Regions from separate parts of the Mus musculus genome. Here region 2 is linked to region 1. The links are chromatin loops, found by intact Hi-C in ENCODE. Cell type or tissue: left cerebral cortex. All regions are shown on one strand. Links, peaks and the distances in the headings refer to the core of each region. The heading gives the core; the rest is flanking DNA. Region 1 overlaps Runx1 (runt related transcription factor 1). Region 2 overlaps Runx1 (runt related transcription factor 1).

Evidence for each region. A loop is a pair of places that touch in the nucleus more often than their neighbours do. Peaks named below come from ENCODE experiments on the same cell type or tissue, not always from the same donor. Only the 100,000 strongest peaks of a DNase experiment are listed, where the experiment ranks them.
Region 2: a loop joins it to region 1, with 2.0 times the contacts of the local background. A loop is called at or near these places in 1 of 42 quality-filtered maps.

Annotation. Positions count from the first base shown.
Region 1 is chr16:92,774,958-92,790,114 of GRCm38, reverse strand. All of the region lies in intron 2 of Runx1 (runt related transcription factor 1), which reads left to right. Among named protein-coding and RNA genes, the nearest start is that of Gm30281, 20 kb to the right of the region's middle. In left cerebral cortex, for the core only: no CTCF peak of the experiment used is centred there; no DNase peak of the experiment used is centred there.
Region 2 is chr16:92,704,793-92,719,949 of GRCm38, reverse strand. All of the region lies in intron 2 of Runx1 (runt related transcription factor 1), which reads left to right. Among named protein-coding and RNA genes, the nearest start is that of Gm30281, 50 kb to the left of the region's middle. In left cerebral cortex, for the core only: a CTCF peak has its summit at 11,133 (motif pointing left); DNase peaks (open chromatin) are centred at 4,276 and 6,671.

The DNA.
Region 1 (15,157 bases), core at 4,223-12,222:
TCTGTTCTTTACCCAGTAGGGCAGCAACCTTTGAGGTTTGTGATGCAGAAAGGGGAGTGATGTGGCTGAGTTAGTCATGAAACACTGAGGCACAAAAAATGAAACTGACCTTGGGGCCTTGGAGAGAGTCAGAGAAACGTTGCTCCGTGACAGTGACAGTGACATGGCAAGAACTTAAAGCCAGGGCACTGCTGCTGTGTTCTTGGAGGTTTGGTGTCCTCCAGGGTGGAATGTCCACCGGAAGCCTAGGACAGTCACCTCCCCAAGATGCCAGAAGTGGGAGCCTGTCTCCATTCTGCCCTTGAACATTCACTGTTTCCTCTCTGCAGAGCCATGGTCTCATTACAGAAGGAAATCTGCCCATACAGAGGCCATAGGATGGGCTGGAAGTAGGGGTAGGGGGATGGGAAGGGGTTGTGTGTTTAGTTCACCAAATCGCTGATCCACCCAGGAGAGTGAGATAGTCTATCAGCAAAGAATGAAGAGATGAAGACGGAATTTGTGAGCGTGAACTTTGAGATTCAGCCTTGCCTTCTCTTAAAATTCTCATAGATGGGAGCTGATTTCATTCTGGGGCTTTTGAAATGTGCTATAAGACTAAAGACTTCACTGCTAGTGCTGTGCCAAGGTGCTTACAGAGAAACCTATGTCTCACGTTCCTATCTATCTATCTATCTATCTATCTATCTATCTACCTATCATCTATCTATAGTCTTCATGTAGACTCTTTTAGTTTGCTGGCCTGTTTTTTTTTTTTTTTTTGTCTGTTTGTTGTTTTGAGACAGAATCTTGCTAGCTTGCCTAGGCTGGCCGAACATTAAGTAGCCCAGGCTGCCCCCAGATCCACAATCCTCATGACTCAACCTCCCACATGCCAGGATTCCAGATTTATGCAACGACATGAACCTCCACAGCTTATGGGTGCATACAAAAGGCATGTCCTGGGGCTTTCTATACCTGTTTGTTTTCTGAGACAGGGCATCTTTTGAACTCAAGTCCTTGTGCTTGCAAAGCATAAGCCACCCCTTAGTTCTGTTATTACTTTGAAGATGTTTCACACGTGCTCAGGTTAGGCACTTAGTGACAGTCACTGTCACTGTCAGCCTGTTCATCACCAGGGTAGGAAATTCTTCTTGCTGGTCTCAGGGACAGCTCAGTCCTCCTGTCCTTCGGTAACAGCCATCCCTGGGAACGAAGAGGCTCCCTCACAAGGTATCGACCCTCACACAGAATCTGTGGTTCTGGGATATTTTCTCTCAGAGACTTCCCGTCTTCAGGAGGTCAGTGATGTAATTCAGGACCATGTTCCCAAGATTGATTTAAAACGAGAGGCGGGTGAGTCACCTTTTAACAGACAGCTTTCCTCTTGGTCACTCGTCATCAAAGTGGAGATCATCAGTTAAGCATGAAATTGAACATTTGTTTGGACGTAGTCGCGTCTACAAGTCCTAAGTGTCTCCCTGCGGGAGGCTCCCATTCCGGCCTACCCAGCTCAGTCACTTGCAGACAGCTCTGCAATGTTCCCGCCAGCTGTCGGCTCCTTGCTATGGAGACTCGCTCTCACCCAGATGAAGCCAAGTGCTGGCATCCCACACAGTCATAACTGCATCTCCACTCTCAGGGCCCCTTTGCCATTGATGATTAAGATGGATTAAGATCCCCTGATGACTTTCTCAGATGGGGAAGTGATTTCACATGGATTGTGATCCAGAGAGCCAAGCCTTGGATGTGAGGATCTGGAGACAGCCCAGAGGAACAAACTTGCTTCTCAGATGGAGGAAGCAAAAGAAATCAGCACTGCTTCTTCACGTGTGTGGTGACAATTCACCGTCCAGCACGGCTGTGCTCCCCAGGGCACTACAAAATTCCCCTCGTATTCGCTTGCTTTATTGCAAAAGGGCAAGGTGCAGATATATTTATCTCCTCCGTGTGCATTTAGTAAGTTGTTATCTTGAGGATTGTCTATGTGCTTATTATGTGTTCTGTCCTGGTAATGTGGCAGTGACCAAAGATGGCGATCCTCAATGGTGAGAAATACATCAAGTGAGCCAGCCTCACCTACTCAGTAAGGTCCAGGCCGTGAGAGACCCTGTCTAGGAAAAAGAAAAACAACCACAACAGAGCACTATCAAACACTATCTGAGGTATGTTTCCCCACCTCCTACCTCCACACACATCTGCACATATATGTGTGCACACATATACATACACACACACACACACACACACACACACTCATGGAGAGAGTGAGAGAGAGAAAGAGAGATTCCATTGGGATTTCAGTAAGTACTACATTCAATCTGTAGATTGCTTGATTGTCCTCTCAATGGCATGGATCACAGTCTCTCAAAAGCATGGATCACAGTCTCTCAATGTCATGGAGCACAGTCTCTCGATGGCATGGAGCACAGTCTCTCAATGTCATGGAGCACAGTCTCTCAAAGTCATGGAGCACAGTCTCTCAATGGCATGGAGCACAGTCTCTCAATGGCATGGAGCACAGTCTCTCAAAGTCATGGAGCACAGTCTCTCAATGGCATGGAGCACAGTCTCTCAATGGCATGGAGGACAGTCTCTCAATGGCATGGAGCACAGTCTCTCAGTGGTTTTGTCTTTCCATTCATTTAGGTCTTTAATTTCCAGGCTGTGCTTTGTAATCTTCAGTCCTGGCAACTTTTGCTCTGTAGTTATTTTCCTAAGGACTTGGCTTTCTACATTTCTAGCTCCTCTTAGGTGTCTCCACCCAGGAAATCTCTTGCTTTCGTTTGAGTGACAGTTATGGAGCCCTCTGCCTACGAGGGAGTCAGCACACCCTAAATCAGCAGCCTCCCTGCAAGCCTCTCCTGCCCCAGCAGCATGGCGCTGTCCTTGTTCAGAGCCACTGAAGTCTTCTGGAAATTTCCACTTCACTTCAGCCTGGTGGTTCCTCTTTCTGTGGAATGGTATCAGTGACCAGTTACTAAGAAAGTTCAGGGGACAGAAAGAGTAGGGCTTCAGATGGAGGAAGAACAGGAGGGAAGGGAGGGAAGGGAGGGAAGGGAGGGGAGGGAGAGGAGGGAGGGGAGGGAGGTGGGCAACCCTCGAGCTCAGTCTTGATTTCATGTGCTTCCTCTGGGGCGAAGGAAAGAAACCATGTGTGGTCACAAAACCCTGTACCGAAACAGAGTCCCTCCTCTTTCATCTGTCACCACATGCTAAACACTGCAGTGTGTGTGTGTGTGTGTGTGTGTGTGTGTGTGTGTGTGTGTGTGTGTGTGTGAGAGAGAGAGAGAGAGAGAGAGAGAGAGAGAGAGAGAGAGAGATTGAGGAGATCAGAACATATGTGTTCCTTTTAACTCCTACCAGATCTTGAGATCAGTCAGTCAGAGAGAGCATTCTGGAAGGAACCGTCGAGGAGGGCACTTGGTGAATAACAGCTGAGACTCAGGAAGCACAGGTCTCCAGGGTCAAACCCCCCAACCCATTCCCACTCAGATGTGGGTGCTCCCCAACCTCACTGTATCTCGGTTTTGTTGACCATAAAACAGATAGTAACACTTGCGAGACAGACACTAAGTGGAAAGCATTATGTGATCTTTGGAGAAAAGGCAGACTGTTAACATATGCTAACAATGTGTTATTCTGGGCCAGGCCCGGAGCCACAGCCACCAGAGTAGCTTGGGAAACATCTGCCAGGAACACACAGAGCACTCCAGCCTCCAAAACCATCTCTGGGTCCAACTGGCAGGAGATAAAGGCCCTCTCTGCCCAGCTGTGCCCTGTTCGCCCTCAGGCCTGAATTCTGGGACCCCTATGCTGACCTGTAACTTACCCACTTACCATGCACCCCTCTGCTTAGTGAAAGAGAGCTTTGGAGGCTGGCCTCTTTGAGGCAAGGGGTTCTATTCTGGGACATCCACTTAGGGGCAGTGCTTATGGTGGATAGGCCAGGGTGGGACAGGGACATCCACTCTGGGGCTGTGCTTACCGTGTATGTGTTGGGGTGAGGCAGTTTGTGGTTTGTTTAGGACAGAAGACAACCAGAGCTGACTAAGTGGATGAGGCTCTCTGGCTCTCCCTCACTCTCCAAATTTGAGGCATCTGGTGCTCAAAGCCTAAAAAAGATCTCCCAAAAGGAGGAAGATGAGTGTGGCAGGGGAAAGGTGGGAGGGAGCCAAGATCCACAGGGACAGCTCCTCTTATCTCCGACTGTCCTGTCATGCTCTCTAGACATGGCGGCTTTCTGAGGAGGCCCACAAGGGCTTTCTTAGGGAAATAAGGTTGATCTCTGTGGTCCCCACTTGAGTCAAATTGGCTTCTCTTCATCCTTTCTCAAACTTTCTGGTGTCCGTAAATTCTTTGAAGAGGAAGGAAATTAGGGAAGCCAAGATATTCACAGAAAAAAAGTTCAGCCCTTTCCTGATGGGCCCAGCCGAGATGTGATAGCTATCCTCAAAGCATAAATCCTGAAGGGTAGACATTTAGATACAGTAGCTAGGGAAACACGTGCATCGTGAGAGAGAGAGGGAGAAAGTGAGACACTGCACAGGGTCCCAGGTGACCACTCCCTCAGCCCACACATGGGGTGGGGCTGGCCCTGACTTTGCTACCCCAGCTTGCAAAAACCCCCACACCAGATGTACCCCAAATGCAGAGAGGACTCTGTAAAGGACCCTGAGCAGGAGGAATGGGGGGAGGGGGGGAGAGGAGCGTGTGGGATGTGTCTGATTATGGAAGCCATCTTAGACCATCTGCAGGAAAGAGACATGTCTGTCAACTTCGGGATTACACAGGGCCCCGCAGCACAAAGCAATGGATTTGAATATCAGCATGGAGAATTGTTAGGAAGGACCCGAGGCCACAGATCTATGCAGTCTGGAAGACACTCAGGCCTGTGGAGTAAGCCTTTCTCTTTGAAGGTTAGAATGTAAGTAAGAGTTTATCCTCTGGAGAAGGTCCACACAGTCCTTGCCAGAGCCCAGGCTACCTCACCCCTAATTTTAGCAATCCCCTTGCCCCAGTTATCTGTGGTCCTCACACCATTTCTTCTGCTTCCTTTGATGTTAGCTGACTCTAAGAACCCAAGGCCAGACACACTGCAGGAAGAGGCCCACTCAAAGCCTTCACTCCCCCATCTCACGGAGGCGAGAAGACGACATTTTTGAGATTGTGAAGGGAAGAACTGACTCCCAGCTTAAATTTAAATATGGCCTCTCAGGCTGAGGTGGATGACCTTGGTGCCAGTGCGCGTCTATCATCGGCCATTTGGCTCTTCCTTGCAAGATTTTGTTCACATTTATATGGTGTTATGAATGTGTAACCAAGGCTCAGCCTGTGACATTAGGAAGCAATGGGAGAACCTGGACAATGTCCCCCACCCCGCTATGGATATGACAACTCAGTCATTTTCCTCTCCCAAGAAACTGTTTCTGCTTTGGCTAAGAGATTTTTTTTTAAAGAAACCATAGGTTCAAAATTACCCTTTCGCCTCAAAAGTTAACCTCATGGAAAATGTGGCAATATTTCTATATTTTGAAAAAAAAATATGATGGTATCTGTATCTATATCCTGTTGCTTAAGACCTGATCTCTTACATACATGCATTTTGGTTTGGTTTTGTTTTAAATAATTAGGCAGGTTATTTGTGTGCTTGTGTGTGCACATATGTCTTTTCAACTTTTGTACTGCATGCATGTGCGTGCACGTGTGCATGTTCCTACAGGCCCACATGCACAGGGGGTGCCAGAGGTGAGGGCTGGAGGAGGTTGCTCAGTGGCTGTCCACTTTGTCTTTTGAGACAGAGTTCTCACCAGCCTGGAGCTCCTCCGTTTGGCCGCAGGCAAATCTCAGGGATCCATCTGTCTCTGCTCCCTGGTCCCCACCCCAGGCCCGAGATTACCAAGTAATTATTTGCAATCCAAGCTGTTTTGCATGGGTTTAATTCAATCCTCTTGCTTCTGCAGCAAGCTCTTTACTGCCTGAGAGATCTGTCCCTGCAGCCCTGGGTCTTCTTTTTAACCTCCTGGCTTCCCTGCGTAAGGAAAAGTGATAAGCTTAGGGAGCCAAGCCAAAAACACCAGGGTTCCTGCATCATTTGTTGGTCACAGTTTCTGTGCCCAGATTTTTCAATACCCCACCCCACCCCCTCAGACTGTGTCAAGGAACACTCTACAGTGAGGTGGAGTCCATTCAGACAGCGCAGAGAGGGGAAGAGCTTGGTTTTCTGGTTTTGGGGTTTTCTTTTTGAGCTAGCTGTTATTTGAGAAGTGTCAACACTGTGCCGGGAAGTCTGTTTTTAGGCCAAAGATCCTGCCCTCCTCTTCACCTTCCCCATGGGACCCCGGGAGCTCGTGGTCTACTTCATAAACATGTCCACAGTGCTTGAGAAAGAGTCACCAAGGGCCAGACATGTGCTGCTGCAGGCACTGCAATAGGGACGTCTGCGGTCTTAAACCCTGGACAAGATGAAGACACACCCCAGGTCCCCGCAGAGGTAGCCTTCCTTTTTTCCCATTGCCTCTTCTGCATCCCAACACAGGCGTCTCTGTCTGTTCCCTCCACCGGATCCCTGCCTCTCCCCCCTGGACACTGACTCCTGTCTGAGCCCCACAGCTAGGCTGAGGGACTGACTCAGAGATCAGACCTGCTTCAAGGGAACCTGACACTGGGAGGAGCTCAAAGATGGCACTACCTGGGACAATTCCTGCCCAGCAACAAGCACACATTAATAGGTCCACTCCTCCTGGCCTGACATTGCATGATCTTACATCCCTGTGGACAGGACACAAAAGCATCAAACAGATATGTTTCTCTAACACAATTCCCTGTGTTCAAACTTCTGCAAGAGAACGCTGCCTGGCTGAGGGTATGGTATCTTCAGGGCGGCAGGGGGAGGGGAGGCACAGGATATGGGTCCTTTTGCCCCATCGTGTACATTCCAAGAGACGGACAGAGGGCACAGAAAGAACAGAGTGGAGGGGAAAAAAAACCATTAGCTCCCAACGGCCTGTCCTATAAACAGAATGATAGCAGGGAACAAGAAAATTACAACATTTAAATCTCAAATTATAGCCAAGAAAGTAACTAGTACCAGTCTTTCAGTGAGACAGGCTCACTTCCTCAAAGAGAGCTGTGATTACTACTGGTGTGTGTGTGTGTGTGTGTGTGTGTGTGTGTGCGCGCACACACACACACACACACATGCACTCTTGCAAATGTATTTACTGTGTAAGAGTAATACAGGCATATCTGTCTCTGTCTATCTGTCTCTCTGTCTGTCTGTCTGTGTCTGAGTAGTGTTGGAATTGAACCCAGGACCTCATGGGTGCCGGGCAAGCCTTTTACCACAGAACTCTATTCCCAGCTCTGTAATATAACTTCATCTGAAGATGCCAATGCGTTACTCAGTCTATCATTTGAATTTACCAAAACCAATACGAAGTTGGTTCCCAGGCCATTCGGTTCCACCCTTTGTGGTCACAGCTGGATGAGCTACAAGTCTGCTGGGAAGGGTGGAGCCCAGTGTGTGTGGGTCCCTGGGAAGTTGCGGTCCCCAGCCATGCTCGGGAGCCAGCCACTCCCCACTCCTCACCCATCCTCACACAGCTCTCCCAGAACCTGCTGTGAACCACATGAGGTCAAACTTCCTTTCCAGTCCCCAGGCCACCTGGTACCAGCCCAGAGCTGACTCTTGTGTCCTGTGCTTCCTGCAACCTGTTCATGGGCAAGGCTGGGGACAAGTCACCATCCCAGGCAGGAGAGCAGTCAGGGCCCCAGAACTGGCTGAGAGCTCAGGGTGGACGAGAGCAGAGGTGGCCAGCCATATCCAGGCTGGAAATTATTCCAGTTTTCCTGAGGTGGCTGAGGTGGCTTGCAGCTATCGGCTAATGAGGCTGTGAGAAGGATGTGCAGAGTGTAGTGGTAGAACACTCGCTCGGCATGCACAGGGTGTCAGAGGCAGTTCCTGGTGCGAAAGCAACCGCATCCAAGTCTTTATTAGTAGAAAAAAAATCACTCATTTCTATAAGGGATGTGACAATCTACGTAAATGCTTTACCCTTTTTGGCAAGCTTATAACATTCCTTCAATCATTTTATTCTGGTTTTAAACGTTGAATTGCCACTGTAAGGAAAGCAGCTCCCTTCCTTAAATGTTCTGGAACCCTGGATCAGCCCCACAGCTGTCAAAATGAGTTCCCTGCCTCATTGGATCCCTGGGGTCTCTTACATCCCTGTGATCATGAACTCTGCTATCTCCCCCCTTCCGAGGAAGTAGCCCTGTTTGTGTACTAACAGAGCTATGGGGAGCAGTCTGTGGCTAACCACTCCAGAAGCTATGGCTTTCCCCCAAATCACTTGCCTGGCTCCAAAGCATAGGGGAAAAAAAAATCATTGTTTAGAAATATTCAGGATATGGCAGTCTCTAGATGGTCCATCCTTTCGTCTCAGCTCCAAACTGTGTCTCTGTAACTCCTTCCATAGGTGTTTTGTTCCCAATTCTAAGAAGGGGCAAAGTGTCCACACTTTGGTCTTCGTTCTTCTTGAGTTTCATGTGTTTAGCAAATTGTATCTTATATCTTGGGTATTCTAAGTTTCTGGGCTAATATCCACTTATCAGTGAGTACATATTGTGTGAATTCTTTTGTGATTGGGTTACCTCACTCAGGATGATGCCCTCCAGGTCCATCCATTTGCCTAGGAATACACTAGCAAGATTTTGCTGAAAGGACCCAGATAGAGCTGTCTCTTGTGAGACTATGCTGGGGCCTAGCAAACACAGAAGTGGATGCTCACAGTCAGCTATTGGATGGATCACAGGGCCCCCAATGGAGGAGCTAGAGAAAGTACCCAAGGAGCTAAAGGGATCTGCAACCCTATAGGTGGAACAACAATATGAACTACCCAGTACCCCCCCCCCCAGAGCCCGTGTCTCTAGCTGCATATGTATCAGAAGATGGCCTAGTCCGCCATCAATGGAAAGAGATGCCCATTGGTCTTGCAAACTTTATCTGCCTCAGTATAGGGGAATGCCAGGGCCAAGAAGTGGAAGTGGGTGGGTGGGGGAGTGGGCAGGGGGACTTTTGGGATAGCATTGGAAATGTAAATGAAATAAATACCTAATAAAAAACAAAAACAAACAAACAAACAAAAAATATTCAGGAAAACAAAAATCCCAGAATCCCAGGGGCTGACAAGGAAGAAATTTGGGCATAAACTTTATTTATCCCTGGGCCTTTACTTCAGTTGAAAGAGAGAGAAGGAGGGAAGGAAAGACAGACAGACAGAAAGACAGAGAGAGAGAGAGAGAGAGAGAGAGAGAGAGAGAGAGAGAGAGAGAGAGAGAGACCCTGAAGCTAGCACAGAAGGCCATCTCCCCTGGGCTCCTGTCCTCTCTCAGATAACTCTGAGAAGGCAACTCCAATGAAAAGTCACTGAGGGACAGGTAACCCTCAGGGCAGCTTTGTTTGCCTTTAGACTTCCCAATCACCCCAAAATTATTCTTTCGAAACCACGACTTTTATTATCTGTCTTTAATATGGCCTGTGTCTCCATCATCTTTCCTTGCCCCTAAGTCCCTTTGCATGCATTTAATACTACCGTGTCTCTGAGTCACAACCACCAAGACACCAAGGTTCAATTTGGGAAGTTCGCCTGGGTTCGGGTTCCTCTGGAGGCTTGTCAAGCCCACATGTCTCCTCCCCAAAGATGCACCTTAGAATCGCACACAGGCAAGGAAGCAACGAGCACCTCTCCCACCAACCCGACACTTCCCTCAGGCCCCAAAGCTCTTCCAGGCAGGGAAAAGAAAACATGGTCCTTTCGGGGAACACTGGACCTGGCTGCCAACTCCCATAGAAGCTGGGCACCAGGAGACTGTGTTCCCTCCTGCCAAGGTCAAAGCAGGCTGCCTGCAGCGTCATCCGTTTTATTGCTGGACTTGAGGTGGAGAAACCAAACTTGTAAAGGCCCCTCTGGCCACAAGTTGGCCTGCCCTGTGACCCCAGCTGGACATTCTGACCACTGACTGAAGTGTGAACCAAGACTTCCAAGAGGGCATGCCTGAGCATGTGACCATCACGTGGCCTAGGTCACTCAACGTGTGAGCTCTGTCTTGTTTAATTTTTTCTCATCTTTTGGAAAGTGGACTTATTTTATTGCCCTGTTACTATCTGAAATTGTAACATATCTGTTGACTGGCACGTGGCCCTCTGTAGTATGTTACCTACATGGGGTGTGTCCTGCAATCAGGCTTTCTGCCTAACCTATCCTTCGTGTCTAGAACCACAGCAGACTCCAGGGACTCCTATGGGACTCATGTGTTCTTTGTTGTTGTTGTTGTTGTTGTTGTTGTTGTTGTTGTTTTGTTTGAGAAATTGAGATGCCAGAAATTGAGATGAACTGCCCAGCACTAGACCATCACCTGGGTTCTTGGCTTTTGCCCTGATTTGCTGGAGCTGCCACCTATACCAGAATTAGTGAAACTATCAGTCTCTCACACCTTAGTATGAACTAAGAGGTTATCCCAAATGGGATGTAGAACAATGAAGGTCACCGCAGGGGCTCTGAGTGCGCCAAACTGGTTCTTCTCGCTGTTCTGAATAAAATCTATTGATATTATCCTCTTTGAGCTAGGGAAGACAGGTGCTCCAGCTCTTTTCACAGGGTCTTGAAGGTGTCCTGCCTGTGGTCAGCTACTAGATGAGAATGAAGCATCCCTTGACACACCCAACTGCATATTCAAGGGACTGTCACATGCAGAGTGTCAAAGGCATGAGATGGCATGGCAGGTGTGGGAGAAATCTGTCCAAAGCAAATCACAGGGTGTTGAATCTCCATTTCTTAGCTCTACAGCCCAGGGAGAAGTAGGAAATTTGTCCTCTGTAGAAATCACAAACAACAGGTCACAGTCTCTTGGTGCAGGTGGTCACTCATCAGTAGGACCCAGGGGCCTAGGCAGAAGGAGTTTAGTAGCTGGGGAGGAAAGGAGAAGTCCCAAAGACAGGTTCAGGAAGACTCTAAAAGCAGTAGGTGATATCACAGTGCTCAGCAGAGTGGACCTGGACCAGCAGGAGTCCAGCCTCAGTCAGGGATCTCCTTTGCTTGCCTGTGCTCCACTGCTCCTCCTTAGAGAATTCCAGTCAAGTCATGACCAGTAGTTCCTGGAGCACACTGGGAAACTCCTGCCAGAGCAGAAGAAGGGGCCAGCAAAAATCATCTCATCCCATCTCAACGGAATCCAAACCCTGGTCTGTGACTTCAGGGCCACCCCTGAATCTAGTGGTGCTCCTTGGGGCTCTGCCTCATGGACCAAGCCCATCCACAGCACAGCACCTTCCAGGCCCCGCCAAGAAACCTTGTTCATTTGTTACTTGTTTGTTTGACCTTTTCTTTGTGATGGGTTTAACGGAATTCCCTTCTATGCCGAAAATCTTAAGCAGCTCTCTGTTCATTCTTTGTTACTGCCTTTGTTAAGATAAACTCAGTCTCCCTCCTGTCCTCCTTCTCCCCCTCCCTCCCTTTCTTCTTCCTTTTTGGTTTTATGTGAATTTTTGTTAATGATGTCAGACTTCAAAGGAAGTGTTCCAGCCATTTCTATCCCAACAGACTTGGGCCTGGAATTCGGTCTCTGTCTTGGTGAAAGCACTATGTTGCTAACACGTGTCTCACCTCCGGTTGACTCTGGCCTCTGTCTCCCCTCTGTCACACAGCAAAGCCTCTTCACTTTCTCTCGCCCTGAATTACTGTCAGGAATCAGCAGCTGTCCCTGTGCCAGACCCTGAGCCCCAGTGACTTCATTCTTCCCTGCTGTCCCAACACTAATCTCCCTGCTCCCTGCCTGTGTCAGCACCTTGAGCCCCTGGCATGCCTGGCTTTCCTCAGCCATTGCCCAAATGATTCTCTTCTCGCTCTGTCTGTCCCCGAAGGCCCGGCCACAAGGTGGATGAAGCCAGAGCTAATTGAATCTTTGGGTGATGATTCACAGAAGTAAGCCTGACTGTCTGACCCAAAAAACCACACAGTGGGGAGTTTAGAAGCCAGCAGTCAAAACAGCCTTCTGGGTTCAGCCATTGATTGAAGTTCAAAGGAACACAGATGGAAGTCAGTAATGACGAGGGTGGGCCCGGGAAACACACTTACCTGGGCATGAAGCCTCGTGGGTGAGGCTTCCCAGGCCTTTAAATCATGCTAGTTGCACTGGGACTGGCTTCAAGGACAGTGTGGTCCACTGGGTGGGGCTTACTGGCTAGGTAGGGAAAAACTGGGTGGCCAGGTCCTCCATGGCTGTAACAGATCACCACAATAGGGTGTGTGAAAATAACAGAAATTTGTTCCCTCACAGTTCTTGGGTGTGGAAGCTCCAGGTCAAGGTATCATAGACTGCCATTCTTCTCCAGTAGAGAACAACTCCCCCTGCTGCTTCCCAGGTCTGGGGGTCCAGACAGCCACTGGTGCATCTCATTTAGATTCTAGCTGCCTGCATGCTTGTGGTCCTTGCTTCTGTCTTCATGGTATGCCTTCCCTTGAACTCCTGTGGATCTCCTTTTTGAAAAAGATATTGGTCACTGACTTTAGCATCAACCCAATTCCCTGCGACTGCTGCCAGGGTCACCACATCCATAGAGAGCTTATTCTAAAAGGAGTCTTAAGCCAAGAGCCCTGGGAAGACCTGACTATTGGGGAGATGACAAGCAAGGACCCCAACTCTCTTTACTGGAGAGATGACAAGAGCCGCAACTCTCTTGCTGCATCACCCATGGGCTCTCCTGAATCCGTCTTTTGGCACTAACAGTTGCCAGTCTCGATTTTGGAACCTCTTACAGGCTACGTGGTGATACTTGGTGCCAAATCTTGATCTTTCCCCTTTCTTGATGAGGCTGTGCCTGCCTTTGATAAGTGACAAGAGGCATGATGGGACTTGAAGGAGAGAGCGGTGGGAGTTAACCCGGTGCACCTGGAGGAGAGGACTAGGTTCTAAGAGCTTAAGGGATGGATCCAAAGACTTCCCTAACAGAGACCAACGGACACTTGTAGAACATATCACACCTGAGGCCATGCTGTAGAATGAAATGCTAGATAGGGCAAAATGACTGCAATCCTATAACACGGGAGCGAGATGACCCCCCTCCCCCCCCCCCCCCGTGAGGAAGGACAACCACCCCACTGAGGATGAACTCAGGAGCCCCATAGGACACTGAGACCCTCCTGCCTCCTTCCAACATTTAAAACCAGGGCAGGATAGGGGTGGGTGGGTGAGGGAGTGGCTGTCCTCGGAATGTCTTCCTTCATCACAGGCTAACTGCTTTCAGAGCAGATGCAGTACTATCTCCACGAGATCATGTTCTGGAATGTTCCTCTACACACACACACACACACACACACACACACACACACACACACACACACTCCTGCCTTCTTCCTCATTCCTGATGACTGCATTCGCCATCCTTGCAGGCTCACTGCCGGTCTCCATGACGACACCTATGATCCTCTTTGTTCAGCCATGATGCTCCTAGACCCTGGCCTTGGCCACAGGACAAAACTTTCCCCATCAACCCAACCACAGCTCCCTGCTCCATGAATCTGCTGTGAGCCATGGTGGCTGGGCTGTGAAAAGGCGAGGGGCCTTTCTATGGATCGTTCCTATTAACTAACTCCATCCATCTCCCCTCAGACTTCTTTACCTTCTTGAATGATCAATGGGTGCTCAAACTTGCACTCAGAATGGGTGCTGCAAACTGGTGTGCTCCACACGCCTCCTCTCCTTCCTTTCCTTCCCTCTCCTGGATTTTCTCTACCAGCTAGGCATTGCTCTGGTCTGCAAACACCTCCTTTCTGCCTCTGCTGTTCCTTCAGGTCTCCATCTTAATTGTCTCCCTTCTCCTATCCCTTCCTCTGAAAGGTTGGTTTATCTCAACCATCTTTCCTATCCAGACATCACAGTTGGAACCAAGGCAGTGGGGTCTCTCCCACGGATAAGCTATATGGCTGACTGTGCAATTCTAAGGGTTGATAATACCTGTTCACCCTCTCCACATGATACACATGCACAGGCAAGCAACACACACACACACACACACACACACACACACACACACTCACACACACACACACACACACACACACACACACACATCTTCTGACTTTATAATTAAATCCTGACTGACCTGAGGAATCCAGTAAGAGCTATCCTCCTGTAACAGGCACCTTCTTTGCTTGGGTGAGCATGTGATAGAAGGAGGTTGTATTTAATGGTCCATTCCTAGAAAGCTGTGTCTAGTATGTAGCAGAAGACACTGTTTATGTCATGTGGGAAAAGGTATAGATCATGCACTATGAGTTAGCGGCAAATGTGCTACCTGCATAAGACTAGGCCCGACAATATTTCATCATGGAACAGGGAATAAGAAATTGATGAAGGTAAATTTTTTGCTAGAAGAGAAAAGATGTAGAAACTTGGAGTTAGGGCACCAGCTGTGCGTTCATCCATCTGACGAAGGGAACCAAGCAGAAGGACCAGAGGATGAAGCAGTGCCTCTCCTCCTGTGACTACCTTCCTCTGCTCAGCATGGCCCAAACCACCTCTCCTGGGAGCTCCACCTCCCTTTCCAGGGGCATGGTGGTTGGGCAGCTATGGTAGGACCCACCCTTTAGGAAGTCTGACCCAGTATCATCCCCATTTGAAGAATAGAGACTGGATAGAGGACCTAACTATGCTCATGACTTTGAGACTACACCCACCAAAAGCCCACGTCTCAGAAAGTTTACAGTCCCAAAGAAATAGACTCATCGTGTAACTCAAGCCAGGCTCCTGTGGTGAAAGATTTGGAAAAGAGGGGAAAAGCCCATTGACAGGATTGTTTGGATATATGAACAATTAAACCAAGTGGATACATGAATTGGCCAGCACACGCCTTTAATCCCAGCACTTGGGAAACAGAGGCAGGTGGATTTCTGAGTTCGAGGCCAGCCTGGTCTACAGAGTGAGTTCCAGGACAGCCAGGACCACACAGAGAAACCCTGTCTTGAAAAACAAAAACAAAAACAAAAACAAAAGCAAAAGCAAAAACAAAAACAAAAACAAAAACAAAAACAAAACAAAACAAAACAAAACAAAACAAAAAAAGAGTTCAGTGATGAGCAAAACAAAAAATTAGTGTTCTCCAAAATTCCATAGCTTA
Region 2 (15,157 bases), core at 3,156-11,155, 69 kb after region 1:
TCCAAGCCTGAACAGCCACAAAAATTTGAGCCCATACGTCACCCCATTGAGAGCCCCGGAAAGAACATATGGGTTAGATTTTTAGACAACACTCCATGTAAAGGGGGTTTCTTTTTATAGAGGCATATTTTTAGTTTCTCCCGAGCTAAATTCTGAGCCGAATTGAATCCATACAGCACTCTGTTCCAAACAAGAGCTGAAACACAACTTTGTGTCAGAGTAATACATTGTTAACTGATATGTCAGAAAATCAATTAATTACTTTTAAGAAGCAGTTAAGAGAAGCCCTACAATGCTGCCACTTGAATTATTAAAGAATGCAATGTAAAGGGTCCCCATGCCTGCCCCCCAATTGAAAGCTGATGTTAGAGGGTACTAAAAAATGCCCATGCTCTCATGGGTCCCCATGGAAAATAGTATAAAGTCAAATGACAAACAGAGTAATAATAATAATAACAATAATAATAGCAGTAGTAGTAACAGAGAGGTGACAGGCCTTAGGAATCAAGTGTCTGATGGAAGCAGGGATGGGGTCAGCTCTGCTCAGCGTTGTCCCCAGCTAGGCTTCTCCCATCTTGGATTGCAAGGATCCCAGCTCATCACCAGGCAATCTGCTCCCCCAACAATGCTTTCTTTCCTTTGTGATTGAGTAGCCTGCCTCAGAGCCCTGCAGGTCTGTTCCTTTTCAGGGCAGTACTCTACTCAGTGAAGTGTCCTGGTAAGACTCACTGCTGTGGTGTGAGCATGAAGCATCAGTGACCATGTGGTTCAAGGACAAGCCCACCCAGGTCCCAGGATTGGTCAGGAGGGTGACATCTCAGTGGACAGTGTCCAGAGCCTTCCCAGTGTTGCAGTGAGCTCCGTGGTCACTCTTACATGATTACAGAGCCCTGTGGGAAGTGAGTTTTACTCTGTCAGAGCCAGTGATAGAGAGGACCCGGGATGAAACCCCGATGGTAGAAAGGAAGTACCGCCCTCACAACCTGGTTTGTATCAACGTGGACTACTTAGCTTTGCTCCAGTCACTACACGCATGTTCTATATGTACAGAAAGAAGTTTGACCTGGAGTTTCAAGACTTGCTTCAAAGCCAGGCAGTGATAGCGCACACCTTTAATCCCAGCACTTGGGAAGCAGAGGCAGGTGGATTTCGGAGTTCAAGGCTAGCCTGGTCTACGAAGTGAGTTCCAGGACAGCCAGGGTTCTTGCTTATAACACAGCTTCCTCAAATACAGAGAAGCCATCTCTACCGAACTCTCTCCGCGAGCCCCAGAGACAAGCAGAGCGCAGTAGTGAGATGCCATCCTCACTCTGTGCCTGCGCTTTTTGTTTTGCCAGAAATGTTTACCAAAGAGAAAGCCCATGAGTTCCTATACGCAGGGCAGGGGTGTGATGAGGAGGCTACCACTGGCCACTTGTGGTTACCACTGTGCCCAAAACACCAATGTGGTCTCAGGAGTTCCTCAGATTGCTGACCTCCTAACCTCCAAAGCCCTGGAGGTCCCGAGGGAGACGGGACACAGGGAGAGTCCCGTGTGGGTCTGTTGTCCTACACTGAGAGTGGAGTTAGCATCGAGACAGACAGAGACTAGGTTTGGTTTTTGATTTGGTTTCCTTTAACGACTAAACACCTAGAGATAGCCATCCCTTCAGTCTGAGGTCTGCATCAGACAAGGACTCATAACGAGATGGTAGGAAAGAGTCCAGTGAACGACTTGATACCAGGCATAAGAAGGGAGATTGCTTCAGCTCTTACTTCCCTAGATAACAACTGGGAGGTTGAGGGATGTGTCCCTGGCTCAGGGAGAGATGCTAAAAGGTTCCAAGGAAGGAGGAGATTTCAGTATCTGGGGGCAGAATAAGCAACGTGGCGCGGTAAGCTGAGCAGTGGTATTTAGGCCATGCAGTGGCTGGGCTAACTTCCCACAGGGCCTGGGATTCTCTGAGCCCCGGAACACTCTGTCTGGAGGAGAGACCGGGTCCGATTTCCTTTACTCTGACTCTTTGACTGCAGGGAGGCTGGAGCAGAAGCTGTCGGGTGATCAGGCAGCCGCTCCAGAATGAGATAATGGAGACAGTAGTCCCATGGAGCTGCTGGGAAGAGCTGTACCTCCTTCCTCCCAACCAGAGCCCCCAACACTGAGCCAGTGGCAGGCCATTCCTCTCTCCACACACAGGTCCAGTCTTGCCAGGTACAGCATGGCTCCTTCTCTATGTCTCATGGATGCAGGATTCCTAGAACTGTCAGAGGTCTAGTCTACATTCTCCAGCGATAGACACTGCAGGGACTCTTGTTAATACCCCTGCTTCTTACACCGTCCAGCAACTGCATGTGGGTGTTATTGTAAACAACAACGTTAGCCACTCAGTATACACAGGCCCCGCTCCACCACGGGAGCTCATAAGCTTGGATCTAGACATAATCTACCTGATCCCTTACTGACAGTCCCTACTGTCCCCAAAGAGTTTTTATTAAAGACTTCTTGTGCCCTTGCGACAGACCTTGTACTGAAAAATCATGCTGTCTCTACTTTAAACATCAGTGTGAACCATAGCAGTCAGCCAGGGTGTAGTGTGGTGGCAAGACACCCTGGACAGGTCTGGCCAGGGATTGAGGACAGTGGCCACCCAACAGGCAGTGCCCAGACTGTACAGTGTTGCAACAGCCTCTCCCTCTTCCCCTCCCCCTCCCCCTCCCTCTTCCCCTCCCCCTCCCCCTCCTCCTCCTCCTCCCCCTCATCCTCCCTCTCCCCCTCCCCCTCCTCCTCCCTCTCCCTCTCCCTCTTCTCCTCCTCCCCCTCCACCTCTCCCCTCTCTTCTTTCTCTCTCTCTCATCCTCTGTGCATGTGTGTGTGCCTCTGTGTGTGTGTGTGTGTGTGTGTGTGTGTGTGATGAGGAGGAGGGGGAATAAGGAGAAGAGGAAAGCGGGGGGGGGGGGACATAATGGCAGAGATCATTTGATGAAAGGCCTCATCTCAGTCTCATTATCAGGCTGCCTTTTCCATAGCTGCCAATGGTGAGTAATCGTACCTCTCAGAAGGACAGCCTGCTGAGAGATTGGAGGACAAGAGATTGGAGGACAAACCCAAGGAAGAACGGGGACTCTGGGGCAGGGACTCCCTTCTGAAATTCCCTCCAGGTCTGTAACTAGAGCTTTCCCTTTCTTCTTCTTCCCTCCCCTCCCTCTCCTTCCCCCTCCCTCTCATCTCCTTCCTTCCCCTCTTTTCCCCTTCTCTCTCCTCCTTCCTCCCATACCTCTCTCTGATATTGGGAGCATCGCAGGGGCCTCTGTGCCAGCATAGGGAGGGGCCTCATCCTCTTCATCTGTCCCCACCTCCCCGCCTTTCTATATTGATTTGCAGAGTAGAATTTGATAAAAGAATGAGAGAGAGACGGAGAGACAGAAAGAAACAGAGACAAAGAGAGATGAGAGAGAGGGGGAGAAAAGTAGACAAAAAAAGAAGGAACAAGACAAAAAAAACGAAGGAACAAGATTCTAAAGGTGTCTGGAACCTTTCAAAAGCCTCGTGCTGTTTGCCTGTTAAGAAGATACAAGTAACACAAGCCAGCATGAATCCCATTCAAGGGCTGATACTTGGTTTCAGAGAGTCCTGATCTAAATGAGGTCAAAGTGGGTCTTATGCAGGGCCTGTCATTCTGTGCACACTGCGAGTCAGGCTGAGCTCAACCACCTGCTCTGGGGCCTTGAGAAAGATCCAAGGCAAGGTGTCCAGGAAAACAAAATGCATAAGATGTCTACATAGAGCAATCTACTGCCCCAGATAAGAAACATCTTCCTCTGTTTTCATGTGCCCGTGTGCATGTGCAAACACACATGCCTGTGCTCATGTGTGTACACGTACACACACAAGCACGCACAAACACAAGCCCATGCACACAAACACACACACCCAAAAGACCTGCTCTAGCAGAGAGATCCGTGGCTCGGTTCCTCTTTCTTTAGAATTCCAGATAAGCCTTTACATCTCCTCAATCATTGCTCCCATTTGATAAATTCGCCAAAGTTCAAAGGCTGAGTGTGACTGGGGGCATTTGGAGAGGAATGATAAAACTGTGTCTGATAAACACAAAAAGCTTCATCAATATAGATCTACAAATTGGGAGCGTGGGGCTCCCTCAGGCAGTGAAGCTGTTATCTCCAGGGCGAGCCCCAGAAGATAGCTGAGGGAGCGGGAGGCATTATCTGCCTTCACAAGAGGAGCAGCACCTCCCCCACTGCTGTCTGCAAAGCCCAGGAAACACCTTGCAGGGGGTTGATGCAAGACTGCCATCCCCGCCCCAGCGACAGTTGGAATAGTGTTGTAACACAACATTGAGCAACACCTCCGCTGTAGCAGCCACTCTGTCCTAAGACACTTCTCCTGAGGAAAGACAAAGATATTTCGGGTGTCGTTGTTGTTGTTGTTGTTGTTGTTGTTGTCGCCTTTGTTTCAGCTTAGGTCATTAAAGAAAAAAAATCCCCCCTTCCACCCTGCTACTTAAAAAATAAATGTCCCTGAAGTTGGACATTTTGTCCAGGAAGATGGCCTCTTTGTTCCTCAGTCCAACGTGGCCTCGTTGAGTAAGTCTTCCTTTTTTGCTTTTAACTATTAAAGTCAAGAAATAAGAAAAAAAAATCAAGAAATAAAAAAATCAAGGAAAAAAAAAAACTCAGTTAGATCCTGAGAGACTGTTAATGCCAGCCCCTTTCCATCTCACTGTACCATAGCTTGAGAATTCCAGAGAAATCTTCATTTGTGTTTTTCCAGAGATCAGGTTGTCGGTTCCTGGGACTTTTGGGAACTGGATTTAAACTTGTGGATTGCTCTCGGGAAAGGACTTTGAAAGAGAAGAGACCCACTGGAGCTTTCCAGGAGTAATTTCTAAATTTCTTCTAGAGAAAATTTCACAAGACCCTCCTGATTTTAGGGAAGTTACAAAATGGCCAATGGAAGAGGCACAGGGCTAGAGCGGAGGGTGAGACAGCCTTCTCAGAGGGAGGGTCCCAGGCCTGCGAGATGGGCAAGCTGAGAGAAGTCAGCTTGTTTCTAGGAGCCCACTTGCTCTCTGAAAAGTACACAAATTATAGTACGTGTCTGTCTGGAGGAAAATGCTTAGCAGCATCTACCACAGAAAGGTAGCCACTGGAGCAACCCTGTTCTCTCACTTACTTCAGAATTGTCCTTTTGTGAGTGACCAGCTCCAGCATCTCGGAGTGCTCCAGCATCTCAGAGTTCTCCAGCATCTCAGAGTTCTCCAGCATCTCAGAGTGCTCCTACATCTCAGAGTACTCCAGTATCTCAGGGAACTCCAGCATCTCAGAGTATTCCTGCATCTCAGAATGCTCCAGCATCTCAGAGTGCTCCAGCATCTCAGAGTGCTCCAGCATCTCAGAGTGCTCCAGCATCTCAGAGTGCTCCTGCATCTCAGAGTGCTCCTGCATCTCAGAGTGCTCCAGCATCTCAGAGTGCTCCAGCATCTCAGAGTGCTCCAGCATCTCAGAGTGCTCCTGCATCTCAGGGTACTCCTGCATCTCAGAGTATTCCTGCATCTCAGAGTGCTCCAGCATCTCAGAGTGCTCCAGCATCTCAGAGTGCTCCAGCATCTCAGAGTGCTCCAGCATCTCAGAGTGCTCCAGCATCTCAGAGTGCTCCTGCATCTCAGGGTACTCCTGCATCTCAGAGTATTCCTGCATCTCAGAGTGCTCCTGCATCTCAGAGTGCTCCAGCATCTCAGAGTGCTCCTGCATCTCAGAGTGCTCCAGCATCTCAGAGTGCTCCTGCATCTCAGGGTACTCCTGCATCTCAAGCTGCTCCAGCAGTTCCAACTCAGTCTGGTCTTCTTTGTACTGTGTTGAGAGCAGCATGGTTTCAGACTTGGCAATGGAGGAAAGAGGGACACAGAGAAGGAAGGGAGTCTGCAGTCACACGCAGTGTGACCACACTTAGCCATGGAACTCATGTGACAGACTGTGTTCTCAGACGGACTTCCCTCTGGGTCAGAAGGTTTCAGACGTCTTTGTAGCCAGCAGCCAGAAGGCCTTTGCCATGGTTTGATCTTTGGGAAAGCAAGCGTTGCTCCCTGGGTGGCATTAGACCATTGCCTGGTGTTTTGTCTATCCTTCGCTTCTTCTTTACCAATGGAGTCTGCCCTGTGGCAGAAAACCTGAGGCTGTTTTTAAATTTTGAAGTCTCCCTCTTCTCCCTGACCCTGAACTTTGGAGGCCTGAACTATGCTGGATCCCTTGCCCTCTCCTGAGCCTCCAAAGGTTACACTTGGAAGTCCTGACCTTAGTGAGGAGGTTTTCACTGAAGGGGCGCATAACCCTCCCAGCTGGTTTCTAATCCACCATCAAAACCTAATAAATAATGGATACTAATGACAGCGCTGAGACACCTATCTGCACTGTCCACCACCGAAGTCAGAGAGAGAACCGAGGCTGCTCCCTAAAAATGGCATATGGCTCTCTAAATAAAGAGCTATAATGCGTTTTATATTTAAACCATAAGGCCATGGGCTCCAACCCAAGTGGAGATGGGCTCTGCTCCTTAAGTACCATTCTGGAAAAGTCATTGAACTACCTATCCAGCTCGCTGGGTTCTGTGTTGTTAAAACAGCTCATTTCCTTAGACGTACAGCTAGAACAGGTCTGTTGGCACATCCATCTGCCCGCTGTGCCTGGTGGGAGGATGTCCCCAGCAAGCCAAGCAGTCCTTCCAAAAAGGCATCTCTAAGAAACTTCTGGAATTAGGGAGGCGAACAATGTTGTTTTCAAAATGCCCCGGGCGGTGGTGGCACACACCTTTAATCCCAGCACTTGGGAGGCAGAGGCAGGAGGATTTCTGAGTTCGAGGCCAGCTTGGTCTACAGAGTGAGTTCCAGGACAGCCAGGGATATACAGAGAAACCCTGTCTCGAAAAAAAAAACAAAAAACAAAAAACAAAAACAAAAACAAAAACGGTCAAAATGCCCACAATTGGAAGATCATCTGCTCCATTCACAGAGAGCCTGAGTTCAGCCCCAGGGCCATGAGACACAGGAGAGCGTTTTGGTCTGGGGAGGTGGGAACATGAAGATCTTGGGGCTCACTGTGAGTTCCAGGCCAGTCAGAAACACTGGCTTGATAGCAATAAGGAAAGCATCAAGGGAGTGAGTTCTGGGGCTATCTTTGGCTTACACACACACATATGCACACACACATGAAAACACTCGTGTACACATGAGAGATGAGCATTGCTCTTCTCTGGCTTTAGGCAAGTCCTTTCACCTCTTTTGGCCTAGGAGGATGGTCCTAACTTATTGACTTTAGATTAAATAAGATAGTGCGACAAGACGCCTTAGTCATGGCTGTGACGCTCAGAATAGCTCCGAAGATTCTGCAGACCACTGGTGTCTGGTCGTGCAGATTGGCTTGGCTGACAAAACCCCATCGACATAAACAAGGCTTTTATTTCTGAGATCCCATGACTTTTCTGTCTTTATATACACGAGGCACTCGATGGCTCCCCCAAGGTTAAGATCAGAGGTCCCATCTTTTTCTTCATGAACCCCAACCTATCACACCCCAGCATTAGCGATCCAGGGGCAATAGAGCCTGCTGCCCTGCTCACTGGGCTCTTTGTGACAGGAAAGATAAATTACTTCTTTGGCCTCCTAAGGCAATGCTGTGCGTACTTATGTATTAATCTTCAAAAACACAGACAAGAACCATGGTTACGTTTGAGTATCTAAGCATCCATGCAGGAGGGACTTGAGGTTTTAGGAGGGTGCAGAAGACCATTTCTTATTTACTTATTTATTTATTCATAACACAACAAACATCCCTGGAGTGAAGCGAGGGGCTTTGCTCTTGAGCTGCTGCAGCAAAGTCACTTAAGTTGCAGGTACTTAGGACCTCAATGTTCCAAAAATCTTAAAAATCAATAAGAAGAGGATGTTTTTGTTATAGAAGTTTTATTTTTAACTTCTGCAGGGGGGAAAAATTTCCTTGATGAGGTTCAGGTGACCCAGCACTTTCTAGACATCTTCCAATGCTCTTGGTTCCCCTTGATCCGCTACTACAGAAGGTGAAAACCAGGAAAAGGGCCCCTGGTCTCCTCCTGCATTCTCTATACCATGGGGAGTCCATGTGCTCTTTGTTGCTGTTGTTGTACAATGTCCTAGCTTGCATCTGAAAAACCCCTTTGCTGTTAGTGGTGGTGGTGGTGGTGGTGGAGTAAGATGGTGTCTCCCTGTGTGGCCAGAGCTCCCCTGCGTTGGCATTCCCTGAGTGGGGGGTGCTGCCCAGCTGTGAACACTTCTACGTAAAGACAATGGAGGTGGGTAACATCCTGAGGAGCATGGGTGCTGTTTTGTTTCCTTATCTTTGAGCCTCAGTCTTTGCTACAGACAAACTTTAGGGAGGGTGTGGTCAACCAGACCAGTGGGCATCTGGTCAGAAAAAAATATGAATTATGGAAGTTTGGGTTTAACCTGGAGACTACTCCTTTTCTGCTGTTTGGGCAAGACGGAAGAAAGGGGTGTATCACTTCAACCAAGGGATGAAAATTGCCATCCTGGATATGCCTGAGGCAAAAGGAAGAAAGCAGAATCCTCCTGTGGGCTGGGGTAGTGAGGGGAGGAATCTGCCCCCCATGCGCCCCTCCCACCCCCTCCCCCACCCTCTATTCTATCCCCCACCCCATCCCCCTGCCCTCTCACCTCCTGTCTGTGTCAACTGTCATTCAGCTAATAGGGAAGCCAGTTCTCTTCCATATCTCAGCCTGTGCTAGAAAGGTCCTTTTCTTGGCTTCTGAGGGGACTTGGGTGGCTTCTGTTCAAAGAGGGGCTTGGCTAAACAAGACTGTTACCCTTTTACACACTATACATTTTCTGACTTGGGAACCAGAGGCAAGAAGATCAGGACTCCAAATTTGTCCCTAGCTGCAAAGTAAGTGCTTGTCCTGTGTGAGCTGCCTGAGACCCTTCCCAGCACACAACCAGAACACGCTGACGTCATGAGACCCTTCCCAGCACACAACCAGAACATGCTGACGTCATCCACAATATTTTCCCCTGACATATGGGATGTTCTTAAATCAAGGGCTTGACTTGATTACAGAGCTACGTAGATCTAAAAGATTACAACTAAAAACTTAAAAGTCCACATTTTTACGACACTCTTGCTTCAAATCTCTCTTGCAACTTACTCGAAAGGGCCATGTTAACCGACTGTGCATGTGAAAAGCTACCCTCAGAGCAGACATCTTCCTGTGCCTCAGAGCAGACATCTTCATGTGAAAAGTTACCCTCAGAACAGACATCTTCATGGGCATTTAAATTGTTAAAGTGATTAGAGAAATATTAGGAGAAAGTGGGAACCATGGGCCAGCAGTAAAATGTCTGTGTCTGCTTGGCCAATGATCACACTAGAAGTGAGCTTGAATTCAGTTTGAGGTCATTTGTGGTTATGTGTGGGCAAACATCTGTTGCTTGGCTGTGGCTATTTTTCTTTAAAGCCTACCACCCTGAAAGAAAAAGAAAAAGAGTGCAAAATTCTTCAAGTGTTATTTTTGGTCTTGACCATTTTTAATCACTTTGAACCCACTTCTGAGGATGGCTTTCACTCTGCCTGTGACTGTAAGCTGAACACTAGATAATATCTGCTCTCAGAAATGCCTCTCTCCCTGACTCACTCCCTTCCCCTCCAAGAAGCTAAGCTCCAGAGAATTCCTGCTGTGTGCTCTCAGGGGAAGGTAGTAAATAAAATTCTGCTTTGTGTTTTACAAGGGAGATTCAGAGGGCAGCACGGTTCTAGGCAAACCTGAAACAATCTTTATTTTATTTTATTTTATTTTATTTTATTTTATTTTATTTTATTTTATTTTATTTTTAAAGCTTAATTCTGACTTAACCATTGCTTGATAGAGAGACGGACGGGTTGAGTTTTAGAAGAACTGACCTCAGAAATGTTCACTAGCTTTGGGGCAGGATGTGTGATCCACCGAAGTGCGACCATTTCCTGAACCTTAAGTATACGTTCCTGATCCGATATGAAAGTATGTAACCGGGTCTGTACAGACTTCAGTGATTTTATGGCATTTTAAGTGGAAACGCATAGGAATTAGACGTGAGAATTCTCACTACCACCATGGCTGACTTCTTCAGCTACGGTTTTTTGTTTCATAGACATGAAGTTAAAGTCTGTGGAGTATGGCAAGTCTCTAGTCCCACAAGCAAACATGATAGATATGGCTTTCGAGGCTACTTCAGATGGGAGAGATGGCCCAGTGATTAGTGCTGTTGGCTGCTCCTGCCAGGGACTGAACGCACTCATCCCAGCACCCATGTCCGGCAGCTCACCACCACCTGTGACTCCAGTTCCAGGGGACCTGGTAACCTCTTCTAACATCTGGAGGTGCTGCATTCCAGATGTGTGTGCATGCCCCCACACAGACGTACCCACATACACATAAAATAAGAATTAAATTAAAATCCTCCTGTCATGATACTTCCCTCTCCTTCTCCCTCCCCCTCCCTATCCCCCTTCCTCCTTCCTTTTCCCCTTCCCCCTTCCCCTCCTCCTTCCTTTTCCCCTTCCCCCTTCCCCACCCCCTTCCATACCCTTCCCCTTCCTTTTTCCCTTTCCCTCCCCTTTTCCGTCTCCTTCCTCCTACCCCTTTCCCTCCCCCCCCCACCCTCTCCCCTCCCCTCTCTCCTCCGTCCCCTCCCCCTCCCGCTCCTATCTTGCTGTCCCCCTAACTCTCCTACAACCAGGCTTTCACCACACATTACCAAACTACTGTACTGAGTTGCAGAGGGATGGATGGCGGCTGGTTTGGCTAACAAAGAGGCAGTTTGAAAAACCCCTTTATGCTGTATTTCCAGATAAACACACTGTAGGAATTCCTACTTGAGAGAGAGCACCAGCAATTTAAAACCTGTGGCCTATGAGGAACAGAACATCCAGTCCTAGCCGGTGTTTATCAGTGCAGCCCATGGGCACTGGAGAGACAGCTCTGTGGTCAGAGCACTGGCTGCTCTCGCAGAGGAGCCAGGTTTGGTTTCTAGTACACTCATGGCAGCTCTCAACCATTCATAATTCCAGTCCTGGGGGATTCAGCGCCCTCCTCTGGCTTCTGTGAGCACTGCGTGCATATGGTGCACAGGCATACATGTAGGCAAAACACTCATACATATAAGCTATTGTATAAGCTATTTAAAATAATAATAATAATAACAATTAGTCCACAAATCTCATAGAGAACGAGCTTAATCCTTTCTGTGATGTTGCTTCAGACTGTGAAGGAGCCAAAGTTGTCTCACAGGCTGAGCCATCACAGCTGGTGGGTGTGAAGAGGCAGTGTAGAATGCAGGAGATTAGCTCAGGGCTCACCTGGGCTGCAAGATGCAGGAGCATGCTGAGCATAGGAGCCAGCCTCCTGCAGCAGTCGCTGGAGCCCTGCACATGGGTTCTGCCACTCAACCATGTGATGCTGTGAAAACGACTCGAAGTTCACCACTCAGGAGGCAAGAGCAGAACGACCTCCAGGAGCCACGGGGGCACGAGGGCGGGGCTAGCCAGGGCTACAGTGTAGGAGTGTCTCAAACAATAAACTGTATGCTCAGAGGGAAAAAACCTAAGTCAGGGAAGAGACCTGCCTCACCTACAGCAGGGAAGAAACAGCCCCCTGGGGCTGCAGGAGAAAAGTGTCAAAGCTGGTCAGCTTTGATTGCTTGTTGAATAGCCACTCCAGTCTTGCTCCAACTAATACAGTTGTCACTGGTCCCAAGCAGCTACTGAACACCAACAGCCAGACAAACCAGAACAAGACATACTGTAGGCACAGAACACGCATAGACTTTTGAAAATACGATTTTAAAAAAGAGATAGAAAATATCTAATTTTGTATTGACAATGGGTTTGGATCATGGTTAAATAAACCATTATGGAAGTTACTTTTGGGCTGGCAAGATGGCTCGGCAAATAAAGGTGCTTGCTGCCAAAGCCTGATGACTTGAATGTGAGCCCAGGCCCCATGCAGTGGAAGGGAAGAAGCAGAAGCAAGTCCCAGGAGTTGTTCTCTGACCTCCTCCACACAAGCTGCAAGCAGCATGCATGCCCACACAGAACATAAATGAATGAATCCTAATTAACTAATGGATTACTTCATGGATGCCATCTGCTTGCTTGCAAAAGTAGAAAACACTGGGTATTGGGAAAGTCTAGATCGCATGTGCTGCGTTGTTTCTGCAGAAGGAGAGGTGCTTCCCAGTTGTTTTATATATGGCTAGTATGATGCACATGATTGCACATGCCTGCCAGGCTCTGTGCCCCAGGTGATTGGCTGTGTCCTGGCCACATCTTCTGGAAGTCCAAATGGGGAGGGAAAAGGCTGTTTACGTGTATATTCTAGTTTCCCTCTGGAGCATGTATCCAGTGACTGTGAGGCCACATGTGAGACCCTAAAGAATGTCTAAAGGAATGAGGAGAGAGGAGAGGGGAAATGGAGGGAGGGAGGGAGGGAGGGAGGGAGGGAGGGAGGGAGGGAAGAAGGGAGGGAGGGAGGGAGGAGAAAGGGAAGTGGAGAATCTGACCCTGTTGGAGATAAGAGTCTCACTGTGCAGTCCTAGATAAACCTAGGACATGTAGACCAGGTTGGCCTCGGCTTCTGCCTTCTCAGTGCTGAGATTAAAGGTGTACACCACCACACCCAGCAAGAGAAAGCCATATAAGGATACTAGTCCCACCTCCATTCTCTGGTCTTTATCTAGTCTCCTTCCAAAGGCCCCATGAGCTTTACCATCCCACGGAGGATTAGGTCTCTGACAGAGGGCTTTCCAAACAGACACCAAATATTCAGCCCATTGATGACAGTTTAAAGAGCCCTGTCTGTGATGACTTGCTATGGATTCATATTTTATAATGTTATCTATGAAAAGCCCTTCTGTCATCTGTCTAAAAGGTTATGCTGGACACAGTTTTGGTTGGAGACCCAAGAGCTTCCAGGGACCTTGTCAACTATAGGTGTGCATCTTGGACCAGCAGCCACCATGACATCATTGGAAGCTTGTTGGAAACGAAGTCCTGGGTCTCTCCCCAGACCTGCTAAGTCAGAGCCTCTGCTTAATAAAAGCCCTGAGGCTTCCCATCACATTTGTTTTACACAGTGGTGCCAAAAAAAATGAAATATGAGTTACACAGCCTCATGGACAAGGTGTGCAAACATCCAGGAGTCATGTGCGCAGCATGCACAAGGGTATGGGGGGGTGCAATGACTCAGAAGGGAATAAGATATTATATAGTGTCTCTGTGGGGACTCAATAAAAAGACTTCTGCTCCCTAGTGGCCCAGAACAACCGGTATGCTAGACAAAGCATGGCGAATCAGAATAGCAAGCTTACCACAGTCAGAACTTTTGGAAAATGTGGCTTGGTATGTGGCTTCCGAGTGCTGGCGCCCATACTCACCCAAGCACAAGCAGTGTCTCCTGAGCCTATCAGGAAAACTGAAGGTCAGTGTGCTAGTTCTCCACTGCTATCAGACCACAAGTTTAAACACCTCAGTTTAACGAACACCCAGTTATTAGCTCACAGTCAGCACGCCCACTAGTCTCCCTGGATTCTCCATCAAGAGGTTGGCCAAGCTAAGCTCTTAACTTGAGTCTTTAGGGGGCAATGTTCCTCCAAGGTCACACAGGTAGCTGGTGGAATGCAGTTCCATAAACCTCAAGAAAGACAGGCCCTGCTTCCTTGCTGGCTGACTGCCAGGGAGAGGGTCAGAGAATTAGGACCTCTCTCTCTCTCTCTCTCTCTCTCTCTCTCTCTCTCTCTTATACACCGACTTCTGTCTTCTTCAGCTCGAGCAACAGCTGGCTTCATTCCAGCCCCAGGCAGAAAAACTTACCATTTTTAACCGTCTCCTTTGGCTACATTGTAGCAACTAGGATCAACTCTGCTTGCTGACTGGAGTCCAACTGAATAGCAACCTTAACTACTGTAAAAAGCCCTCCGTCTGTTAACTGTTCTACAACCAGCTCATATGGGTTCCTCTCCCTCACTGTTCTGTTTAGAATGGACAATCTTAAGAGTCTATTTTAGGATTCTTCCTCATATTCTTGCTTCTGCTTCCTAAGTTGCTGGCAGAGTAATTGAATCTCTCCTGGTTGAGGATAAATGGGGGTGTGGAAAGGGGCCAAGGATTGCATACTGAGGAATGTTGTTCTACATAGAAACCTGAAGCCAGGGGAAGGTGGCCTCTTACCAACCTCACCCTCCATCATTCCAATGCTGAGACACCAAGTATAGTTCAAAGGTCATCTGGGAGACATGGAGACCATGATGAAGTATTAGGATAATCCATGAGAGGGAATCTAACCTGAGCAAGAAAGCTGACACATCCCTCCGCAATCAGAACAGGGAGGGTGCTCCATAGTCCTGCAGCACAGAGCTGAAGAGCTGGCCCTGGGTTCTGGGTATGTAGAGATGCAAGGTTAGCAGAAGCCTGCTAGAAGGACTGGTGTAGAAAAGCTGTGGGAATCCCTTGTCAGGGTATATTCGTAAGAAATCTGACAAGAGGTCAGAGAATTAGCCCTGGAGTGGGAGCAATTGGGATGGGCATGGGAAGAGGAGAGAAATCATAACAACCAATGCTAAAAAAAAACTACTCAGAGGACTTAGCAACAAAAGGAAGGGAGACACAAGTAAGTCCATGGGTTCGAATTCAGAGACTTGGTGTAACTACAATGAAAGCGGCAGCGGCAAAGCCAGCTTGACATGCAGGACACAATTCTCAAGTGTTCTCTCTCTCTCTCTCTCTCTCTCTCTCTCTCTCTCTCTCTCTCTCTCTCTCTCTCTCTCTCTCTCTCCCCTCCAGTCACCTATACACTTTTGGTGGACTAAATTTCTAAATTACCCACTCGGCTAGGCTGTATCCTTGGATGTAGTGGAACCCATTGTCTTCATATTGAGGTTCAGTCCTCTCAGCTTATGTGAGATACCACACCCCACCCTCCAACTCAGTCTCTACTGGCAATGGCACAGTGACCTGAATTACAAGTGCCTAGCTTTGCTCTCTACGATCCTCCTCCCTGGAGCACCTTTGTCCAGCTCACCTCAGCCTCTCTAGCCCCTTCTCTGGGATTCAGAAGGTAGAAGCTCTATTCATCTTCTAAGTCAAG